Linked DNA regions of Homo sapiens: region 2 is linked to region 1. A link is an interaction called in ENCODE POLR2A ChIA-PET data of the cell type or tissue named here. Cell type or tissue: PC-3. All regions are shown on one strand. Each heading gives the region's core, and the rest is flanking DNA. Links, peaks and the distances in the headings are about the cores only.

Region 1 (5,384 bases), core at 114-5,113:
AAAAAAATTGAAGAAACAATTTTTTAAATAAGTAGAACAGTTATTCTCAAGCTATTTTATAAAGTATAGATATTATAAAAAGTGGCATTAGCCTGAGAATAGATAAACCCAGTAGGGAAATTGGTCAATAAATTATACTAGTAATATTATGGAATGCTGAGTAGCAGTAAAATTTTAAAACATAAAACCTTATACCATCAATAAAATTTTTCTAAGCCTCTTAAAACTACAAAGTTGCAAGATAAAGTAGTGTAAAAATCATATAATGGCGTATTTATAATTAATGCCAAATTCTCCTCAAAGACCACTGGAAAATCTGTAGGGATCAAGCATCAAATTGAATTCATTAGAAACTTGCCACTGATCAGATGAATTTATTCACATGAAATTCTGGAGTAACTTGAGTACTTGGGTTTTAGAAAGTTTTATCATGCAGGATTAGGCCACGGGGTACTTAATTTCAGACAAGGATTATTAGGAACAATTCTGCCCAGACAGGGCTTGTATAGAGTTGGCAACTAGGAGAATTTCATTGGTCCAGTAGAGAGGTGAGACTGGGCAAAATTGTCCATGTTTGCACATTTTATACAGTTTGTCAATGAACTTGTTTTTCTGCGGTACATGGAACAAACACAGAAGATTCACCTGGTTATATGGACATATGTATACTGTTCTCCAGAAAACTAATAATCGTGTTTGATACACAGAAAGAAAAGTAATCCTAAATTAAACCTCAAACTGAGACAATTTTTAATGTATTTCAAACATGATTACTAGCATCAAGGAAAACAACTCATATCTGACCTGTTTTCTTTGTCAATGTAAAAATATCTTGGAAATGTTTACCAATAAATGACATCATTCACAAGCAGAACTGACATGAAATAGAATTCTAATCCAACCCACGAAAACATTATGAACATTGTCTTTTTAAAAGATTATTTATCACTTATTTGAAATACAAAGTTTATGCCTGTGTAAGAGTAAAATTATTCTCAACCTTCATAAACTCTTTTATTTTGTTAGGGATATTGCTGATGGTCTCTAGTGGTTTTTTGTTGTTGTTGCTGTTGTTCTTGTTGTTTATTTGTTTTTTGGGTTAAGTCTGTGAATCTCAATGAGGATACTCATAAAATGTTTCTCCATTAGTTAATTTCATGGCACACTGCAGAATGGTGAATATTACTAAGCTTGCAGAAGTGTGCTCAGAATGTAAATAACAACCCACACACAGGTGCCAGAGACCTTTCACTCTCAAGCTTACCTTTTCACACTTCCTCCCTTCCTCCTTTTCTCATTCACTGTAGCAAAGACTGCTAATGTGAGGAACAAGTGAATCCATCAGACTGTCAAGGAAACTATGAATGTGAAGAATTTTAACACAATCAATGACTTGATGAATCTCAAAATGCAGTCAAATGAAGAGTTCAGAGCAAGTATGATCTTGGGACTAGAGAGTATAGTAGAAAGGGTTAGTGCAATCACTCTCTCCCTGTTATATCACTGATACATGTAAGAATTAAATAAAAATAAAAATTCAGTCTGTATACTAGTCATGGAACCAGAAGCCTGGGCTAAATTTAGAATGTCCAGGGTGACAGATTCCTGCACTTAGCATGAATAATACCTAGCTCACAAAGTAAGGAGCTGCAAAAGTATTTTTAAAAACCTACTTTAAAATCAAAGAAGATTTATTATAAGGAAATAGACAATATTTTATGTTTAAAATAGGAGAATGCTAAATATTGTTAAAATGTCAGTTCTTCTAAACTTCATCTGTAGGTTCAACACAATCCCAATTAAAATTCCAGCAATTTATTTTGTAAATATCAACAAACTGATTTGAAAGTCTATATGGAAAGACAGAAGTCCCAAAATAGCCAACATGGTTTTGAAGGGGAAAATTAAAGTTAGAGAACTGGCACTCCCTAACTTCAAGACTCCTAGAAGACAACATGGGAGAAAATCTAGGTGGCCTTGGGTTTGGCAATGAGCATTTAGAGAAAACACTAAAATCACTGTAGTGTGATGGGCCCCTGACTAGCTTATTTACAGATGTGTGTCCTTTGCCTGAACCTTGAAGGCTATACAGTGAACCAAGGCAATGGTGCCCAGGTATGGACAGGTGTCCCTGAGAACCTAAACATCCTGGAGAGTATCTGAGAACCTACCAAGGAAAACAGTTTCATTGTTCAAACACAATGAACAAAGAGCCAGAAAATTAGCTCAAAAACAGTTTAGAGAAGGGAGGTGGCATAGACGTCTAGAGCTGTCCTACCATTATCCAGGAGTGCCCTATATGTAAGTCCTAATAAACTCATCTACTCATCAAACCAGACTTACCCAAGCCATTCTTTGATCTCTCAGCACCTTTCCAGTTTGGGGAAGGAGGGGACATTACAATTCTAAGTTGTTCTCATAACAAACACGATCCATAAAAGAAAAAAAAATGACGAGTTAGAATTTATTAAAATTAAAACCTGTTCCATAAAAGGAGACTGAGAGAAAGTTTTTGCAAAATATACATCTGCTAAAGGACTTATACACAAAGAACTATTAAAATTCAACAATAAGAAAATGAATAACCGAATTAAAATATTAAATATAAGAACAGACACCTTATATATAAGACACCTTATACATATATATTTTCTATGTTTTTTATATATATATATATATATATATATATATACACACACACAAAATAAACTTATGAAAAGATATTCATCTTATGTCATCAGGAAAGAGCAAGTTAAAAGAACAAAGAGATACCACTACGTTCCTATTTGAATGACTAAAATCCAAAACACTAACAATATTAAATGTTGGTGAGGATGTTATGCAGCAGGTACTCTCATTCATTGCTCGTGGGAACGCAAAATGGTACAATCACATTGTAAGACAGTTTAAAAGTTTCTTACAAAACTAAACATACCTTTACCATACAGTCTAGCAATCGTGTTCCTTGGTATTTACCCAAATGAGGTGAAAACTTCTATTCACATAAAAACCTTCATGTCAAAGTTTATAGCAGTTTTATTCATAGCTGCCAAACGTGGAAGCAACCAAGATGCCAATCAATAAGTGAATGGATAAACTGTGTTACATCTATACAATGGAATGTTATTCAGTAATAAAAAGAAATGAGTCATCAGGCCACACAAAAGACATAAAGGAACTTTAAATTCATATTACTAAGCTTGAAAAACAATGTACTATATAATTCCAATTATATGACATTCTGGGAAAGGCAAGACCGGAAACATCAGTGGTTGCAAGGGGCTCAGGAAAAGAGAGCGAAGGCATGACAAACAGGTGGAACACAGGAGAGTTTTCAGTCCCTGAAATTATTCTGGGTGATCCTGTAATGGTGAGTATATGCCATACATTGGTCAAAACACATAGAATGTATAAAACAACGAATGAGCCTTAGCGTAAACTATGCAGGAGAGGAGAAAAGAAGAATATATGGGAATTCTCTATACTCTCCGCTCAATTTTTCTGTAAACCTAAAAGTAGTCTAAAAAATAAAGTCTCTTAATTAAAAATTTTAAACAATCCCACTCAAAGAAATAGTAAAAGGGGAATCCTTTACTTATGTCCAGGGCTCAAGAGCAGGATATTTTCCTAGAAGCTTCCTGGCTGATGTGCTCTTACCTTCTACTGGTAAAATTTGTGTCAAATACCAAATTATATACCTGGTAACTTGATATGGTTTGGTCCTGTTTCCCCACCCAAATCTCATCTCAAATTGTAATCCCCAAGTGTCGGAGGAGGGGCCTGGTAGAAGTTCACTGGATCATGGGGGCAGATTTCCCCCTTGCAGTTCTCATGATACTGAGTGAGTTCTCACGAGATCTGATGGTTTAAAAGTATGTGGCACTTCCCATTCTCTCTCCCTCTCCTGCTTCACCATGGTAAGATGCGCTTACTTCCCCTTTGCCTTCTGCCATAATCATAAGTCTCCTGGGGCCTGCCAGTCATGATTCCTTTTGAGCTTGTAGAGTTGTGAGTCAATTAAACCTGTTTTCTTCATAAATTACCCAGTCTCAGGTAGTTCTTTATGGCAGTGTGAGAACAGACTAATAGACAAAGGTAATGAAAATGTCATTGTTGATTTAGCCTAAGCCGAATTTTCCCTCTGGATCTCAGAAGGGGCCCTGGGGTATGTCTGTTTTGTGGGTAACCAACAGTGTCTGCTACAAATTGGGATGTTTGAAATACAGCTAAACCCTATAGGCTTCCAACATTCTGGCCAATTAGGATGATAAAAATAGAGAAGTTATAATAGAACATATAAATAGTATTTTTTTTACTCTTTAGATAATCATGTAAAGACATATCAACAAAGAACCTAAAAGACTGCTTTTAAAAAATAGCATATAAACTTTTGAACTCAGTTTGATTGATCAGGGAACAATTAACAACATGCATTTGTCTATACTCACATGCATACACACTGATTCAAAAAATTATTCAAATAAAGCTATGTGTTCAGGAATATTTAGTATACTAAAATAGAAAAATGAAATGGTATCAGGAAGTCTGTAATGTAGTTTATGTTGTTCAAATCATGTGGGTACAAAAAATCTGAGCTGACATATTTAGCAGCTTCTAATACTAAATACTCAAATACTATGATTGAAATATATAAAAAAAATGGCAGTTCCAAAATGTCAATGAAAATAATAAAATGAGATTATTCTGTATTCCCAAAAGAAAGAAACCAGTGCCTAAAGGAGGCATGGAAAGGACTCATTGCTCATTTCCCACTGCCTTAGCTGAAATTAGACTCTGAAAGTAGGGGGTTCCTAAAGGTTGTTGATTTTGGTCAATGGTTCCAGAGATCTGGACTAGGTAACTGATAATGAATCAATAAAAGGATACATTGTTGAGTGGTCAAAAATCTGTGCAACTGAGACCATTCTGTAGGGACCTTTTAATAAGCCCAGAGCATATCATAGATTAATCACTAGATAATAAAAGTTGAAGAACATTTTACGTCTGCCTCCTGCCCCAGTAATCAAGGGTGCCTTATAAGTCCCTTTTACCCCCAGGTTGCACATGAATGACTACTAAGCCTGTTCCCATAAGCATGCAACACCAGTTTCAGAGGTAGCCTGATTCTGAAAGTGAGAGGCAAGTAGTTGAGAAAAGGAGCTGTGAGGTTATACCTATGCAAATCTGATTGCCACAAAAATGATAGGACTAAACATTGACTAAGAATAGGGCATAAGAGATAGCTAACATACGTACCAAGAGGATACATTGTGCATTTGTTATTTCTTATTGTTGTATAACACATGACTATAAATGCAGTGAATTAAAACATCACCTGTTTATTAGTTCATAGTTCTGTAGGTAAGAAGTACACATGGACTTAA
Region 2 (5,384 bases), core at 172-5,171, 680 kb before region 1:
ACCTTTTCTTTGACTTGACTTATCCATAATCTTTCCCAATGATTATAGCAAAGAGGAAGGGGGGGGGGAGAAATACAAAATGAGCGGGTTTGATTGCGTGCTAGGCGTACAAATGTAGACTATTCCAATCTGCATTTTACATATATTCCACCTCCTTTTAAAAATGAGTCAAGGTTTTGATGGCACATTTCAATTACCATCCCAAAGTGCAATGCTCTAAAAAAAAAAAAAAAGAAAGAAAGAAAGAAAGAAAAAAACCTCCCAGAGTACGCCCTATAAGAGAACGACACTAAAAGTGTGTTTATCTCTGTAGGAAGTAAACGGTTAGTCAATCATGTATTTATTTTCATTTCAGAAAAACGTCTGATTTCCCTATGTGTTGGTTGCGGCAATCAGATTCACGATCAGTATATTCTGAGGGTTTCTCCGGATTTGGAATGGCATGCGGCATGTTTGAAATGTGCGGAGTGTAATCAGTATTTGGACGAGAGCTGTACATGCTTTGTTAGGGATGGGAAAACCTACTGTAAAAGAGATTATATCAGGTATGGCATTTACACTTCTTTCTTAATTTTGTGGGATTTCCCTGAATCTCCCCACTCTTTATGTATTATTTGGTGTGGCTTTGTCTTTTTGTGAAGTTTGCCTCAGTGTAGTCATACAAGCCAAAGTTACCCTGTACATGTGTTAAAAAAATCAAGCTATGCTGTTCATTTCATTCTTTAGTTGAGAAAAACAAAAACCCTTAACAGTGGTATTCATAATTCCGGGGTATTGAGGCTTGTTTAATTACTCTTGGAGTTTATGATGCACAAATTATTTTCCTCTTTCACCCTCCCCCTTACAAAACAAAATTTTAAAAAGATGGAGAAGTTTGGATTTTTAGCTTTAAAATAGGGTTGATTTTTGTTGTATAGTGCAGTGTTCTGTTTGTTTTAGTCCTTTTTAAAATTAGTAGCTTACAAATTCTTTGGTGGCATCAATGCAATAGGTGAAATAAAAGTTTGACCGAAGCATGTTTAGAGATGTACTTTGAAAGAGCGAGTACAGGTATTGCTCCTTTTATTTTTGGGGTAAGACCTCCTTCTGAGAAAAATTTAAAACCAACCTAAATATTCCTTGGAAAAAACACCGGAAACTTAATCTTTTTAAATATTAACCCTTTGGTGACATCTAACTGTCTCTTCTTTCTTATCTTATCTGAGCTGATGAATTAGAGCAGATCAAATTGCCCATCATCTGTCTACGAACAATTGGTATATTTAGATAATTGAACAGCTTCCTTTCTCACATTAAAATCTGGTAACTGATAAAATGAGCGAATTGTCCAAATTGACAAGACTGAAACAACATAGGAACTTTCTGAGTTTGGTTTTGTTGTTTTGGAGAGTTTTTGTTTTTTTTTTCCTCCAATTTATTCTGCAACACGTTTTGCTAATCTCAAGTTTCCTCTGACTTGTGTGTATGTATCAGAAACTTTGTTTTCTGCCTTAGAAAGCCAGTAGTCTCTAAAGAAAATTGTATTCATTTTATTAACAAACAGAAGAGACATCAGCATCATTATTATGTTAAATAATAGCAAAATATCACTTTTTAAATGTCCGGTGGCTATTAACAAGTAATTAATTAGCTTTTGTTAGGCAAATGGTTTCTGGAGCTTGAGAACTTTTATTAAAGTTTAGTTAAGATTTAATATACAGTCACAGTTTGCTCCTGCTCACTTAGTATCCAGCATTTTTTTCTTCTTTTTTAAAAATCATGACACAGAGAGTATAATCTTGGTAGATAAAATTAACCTGGTTGGGGGAGGTTAATACTTCGGAGAGGGAGTGAAAGGAAGTAAGGGAAGTCGGGGTACAGGAAGGGGGAGGGATTTTCTAAATTGTTTGGTCACCGCCAAAGTCAAGTCTTCACCCTATGAAATGGAAGATCTCACATTGAGTAGGCGGAGGGAGGAAAAACTTTTGAGTCCACCTTCTAACCTCTGACAAATGAGCGTTTTCATTGTTTACTAGATTGGTGTGTAAACGCAAGATTCTAGAGAAGGAGAGCCCACTTCAGGAGTATCTTTACTGCTATGGAAATAGTATTTTGCTCAATTGCACACAGGCTTGCATGTGCCTAATTCTGGATACACACATGTGTAGAAGGAACTAATCATTTTTACCTTCTCTTCACTCTCTCTCAACTCTGTGTGTGTGTGTGTGTGTGTGTGTGTGTGTGTGTGTAATCTTGTAGTTGTAAAAGCAGAACAGACTGGACAGTTAGATTTCCACATCTCTCCTTGGAGAAGCAGGATGCCTCCTCCTGTTATGTGGATCTTTTCCTCTCTCTTCCATTCTTTCTGTTCGTAGGAATGCCCCAGCTTCTGTTATTCCTGAAAGATGGAGAAGGGGCCAGGGAAGTGCAGCCTAGATGGAACCTATAAAGATTGTCCCTTGGTAAGGAAAGGCCAGGAGTGAGAAAGACCTTAGAAGCGGGTCTTTGCATTTTTTTCATTCTGGTCATGGTTTTCAAGAAAATTGAAATGAGGTAGATGATTCAGCAACTTGAAAAAGATTGAGGGAACAGACGCAGATTTTTTTAAAAAAATAATAATACAAGGAAGAATGGAGAGGAAATTTTCTGTTAACATTGCTGCCTGAAGAAAATCTTTAGTTGGAGAAAGACTGGAAAGTACTTGTGCAAAAGGAGATGTGGAAACTCTCAGAGGTTTCATTTTGTTATTCTGCTTGTTTATTTGTGAGTGTTTGCAAACCGAGTGGGGTGACAATCCCCTTCTCCTACCTCCTTTTTTCTTGGAAGGAGGACTTTTTGTTGCAGTTTTAGACATTTCTAGCAGCAGAAATTGTGGGATAGGGAAGTGAAAGTGTTGGTGTCGGTGGCCACCAGAGTCTTTCTGGATTCCTTCCTGCCAAGATCTGCAAGATCAACACTGGGATTGATTGCTAGAGCAGCAGCCCGAGTTTGGAACCCATCAATACATTTTCTGTGGTACAAGCTAGGTGTTTTGAGCTAAGAGTTACCAACTAAGACAGAGGTTCATCGGAAAGGAAACGGGAGTAAAAGAAAGGGAGGAGGGAGGGAGGGGAAAAGAGAGATGGGGGAAGGAAGAGAGACAGGGAAGGAGAGAGCAGGGTTTCATTTCTGTCCTTCTGTTTCCAACTTCTGTTTGGAAATGCTGTTTACTTGGGGCGTCTTGCCCGGGATCTTGGGCCAGGGAAGTGCCGGCCTGAAGTGACCCCCTCTTCCTGTACTTCTCTCCCCGCTCTGGGCCGCCTCCGCTCCCCCCTCCCCCGCACAGGTTGTACGGGATCAAATGCGCCAAGTGCAGCATCGGCTTCAGCAAGAACGACTTCGTGATGCGTGCCCGCTCCAAGGTGTATCACATCGAGTGTTTCCGCTGTGTGGCCTGCAGCCGCCAGCTCATCCCTGGGGACGAATTTGCGCTTCGGGAGGACGGTCTCTTCTGCCGAGCAGACCACGATGTGGTGGAGAGGGCCAGTCTAGGCGCTGGCGACCCGCTCAGTCCCCTGCATCCAGCGCGGCCACTGCAAATGGCAGGTACTCCTCTGCCCGGCTCGGGTAGGCAGGCGCCAGGTTAAGCCAGCCTGTGTGCCAGCGGCCACAACAACTATGGTAGCTACAGGGGTGGTCGTAGTGTTTGCCTGCAGTTAAATGAAGTGTTCTGTATGCAATTTGCGCTGTGCTCTGCTCCTTTGCAGCAAGGTTCAATGCACTCACTGTCTCCCTTGATTCCCCGAGCACACCTACACCGTCTGTGTGTCTCTATATGGTTACACATAAATGTACACCACTTGTGTACACGTGTATACACACGCCCAAACATTACTTCCAGTTCGCTCTGGCCTCCAAACCTTGGCTTGCTGAAAACGGGCTTCAGCTCCCAGCCAGGTATTCTCCTGCTGCCTAATTAAAGGGGCGGAGCCCCGGGTCCCTGGAGCTTCATCCTTTAACCCAATGAAGGAAGCTTAGGTGGCCTGAAGTCATTTAGTCTCCCAAATCCTTTTTCCTTGTGAGTTGCTTCACACTCGAAATTTTTTTTTTAATTTTTTTATCTTTCTGTGAGAGAACAGGACTGAAAAGATACAGTTTTAAAAACTGCAGGCCATTGCACAGAGTTGTAATATAAAACTGTCAACAAGCTTATCTGCAGTAATTGCCTTTTAAAGGGAGCCTGCTTCTTTAAATCATTCATTCTATATGATTTGGTGAGAATTTCATCTTCAGGCCCATGGTTGTAGCTCTAAATTGACCCCATAGGTGTTGGCCTGACCCTAGGGGGTTGTAGAAGGTGCAGGATTTGTATCATGTAGATAAGAGGACTCATTCCCAAGGAAGAGGAGTGGAAACACAGCAAGGTTGGCCGGGACCAAAGCAGTGGGTTAGAAGGTGGACAGTGTTTCCAAACCTGACTTCCTGCCATGAATAGATCTACCCCTTTGCAGTTTTAAAGTATCAATTCCCACTAAACACTGAAGGTGAGGAAACTATAGCCCTCCCTTACCCTTCTGCCTTCTGGCAGCTCTAAGAATTCTGTTCAGGGGGATTTGTGACTAGTTTGCACCGGGGCACGGCTGGGGTGGTGCTCCTGTTCAGTGGAGCCTGCACTCTGCTTGTGGGGAAGCACAGAGGAAGCTAAAATACCGAGAGGGAGGCGGGGGACATCTCCCAGCCACCGTTTATCTAGAGCCTAGGCAGCTCAACAGAGTTTCCGTTTTCCACTGCTTGGGATCAGCCCATCTCAGGAACATCCATGTATTACCTTAGATTTAATACTAAGAGCAGGGATTGGAGATATGGCAGAAATAGCGAATCTCTTCAGCCCCTTCACATGACTGTCCTCTCGGACTGAAGTTCAAGGCGTTCTGGCAGAGTTCTCGACCTTCCCCTTGCAGAAGTCCCTGCTGGTGTAGTATTTATGGCTGTCACTGAAGTGCTCTGCGTTCCTTTCCCTGGTACCCTCTGTGGCCTTGGCCCAAGAGAAAATTCTGATCCTGGAGAGGGTGGTAATCAATGTAACTGGGGCCCAGTCTGGGCACAAGGAAAGGTGAGAATGGAGGAGAAACAGTGCTGAAAAATGCCACCCCTGCTGTGAACAGGGGGACAGACTTTGAGACCTGCTTCCCTTGGCTAACACTTTGTTGACACGAGGAGGGGCGAGTGCTGCGTTTCAGGCCGGGATTACTCAGCAAAGACCTCTGCAGATTAGAGAGGAAGATTTTATTCTCCCTTTCACCCTCTTCGCCCCCACCTCTGCCGCCCCCTGCTTTGTGTGCTGAGGCTGCAAACCCTAGCCATTGTCCTGAGTATCTCGGGCGGGCGAGCAAGTAAGCGGGCGGGCGGGCGGGCAAGCGAGCGAG

What was found. ChIA-PET counts read pairs that join two places held together with the same protein. Peaks named below come from ENCODE experiments on the same cell type or tissue, not always from the same donor. Only the 100,000 strongest peaks of a DNase experiment are listed, where the experiment ranks them.
Region 2: POLR2A ChIA-PET joins it to region 1 with 7 read pairs; 2 of 35 experiments call an interaction of 5 or more read pairs at or near these places.

What each region holds. Positions count from the first base shown.
Region 1 is chr5:52,060,252-52,065,635 of GRCh38, forward strand. No RefSeq gene overlaps it. Among named protein-coding and RNA genes, the nearest start is that of LINC02118, 55 kb to the left of the region's middle. In PC-3, for the core only: no CTCF peak of the experiment used is centred there; no DNase peak of the experiment used is centred there.
Region 2 is chr5:51,384,186-51,389,569 of GRCh38, forward strand. It overlaps ISL1 (ISL LIM homeobox 1), which reads left to right. Exons shown (of 6, transcript NM_002202.3): 2 at 356-545; 3 at 3,305-3,564. Among named protein-coding and RNA genes, the nearest start is that of ISL1, 3.4 kb to the left of the region's middle. RefSeq lists enhancers at 972-1,500, 1,317-1,500. In PC-3, for the core only: no CTCF peak of the experiment used is centred there; no DNase peak of the experiment used is centred there; H3K4me3 peaks cover 3,879 bases; H3K27ac peaks cover 774 bases.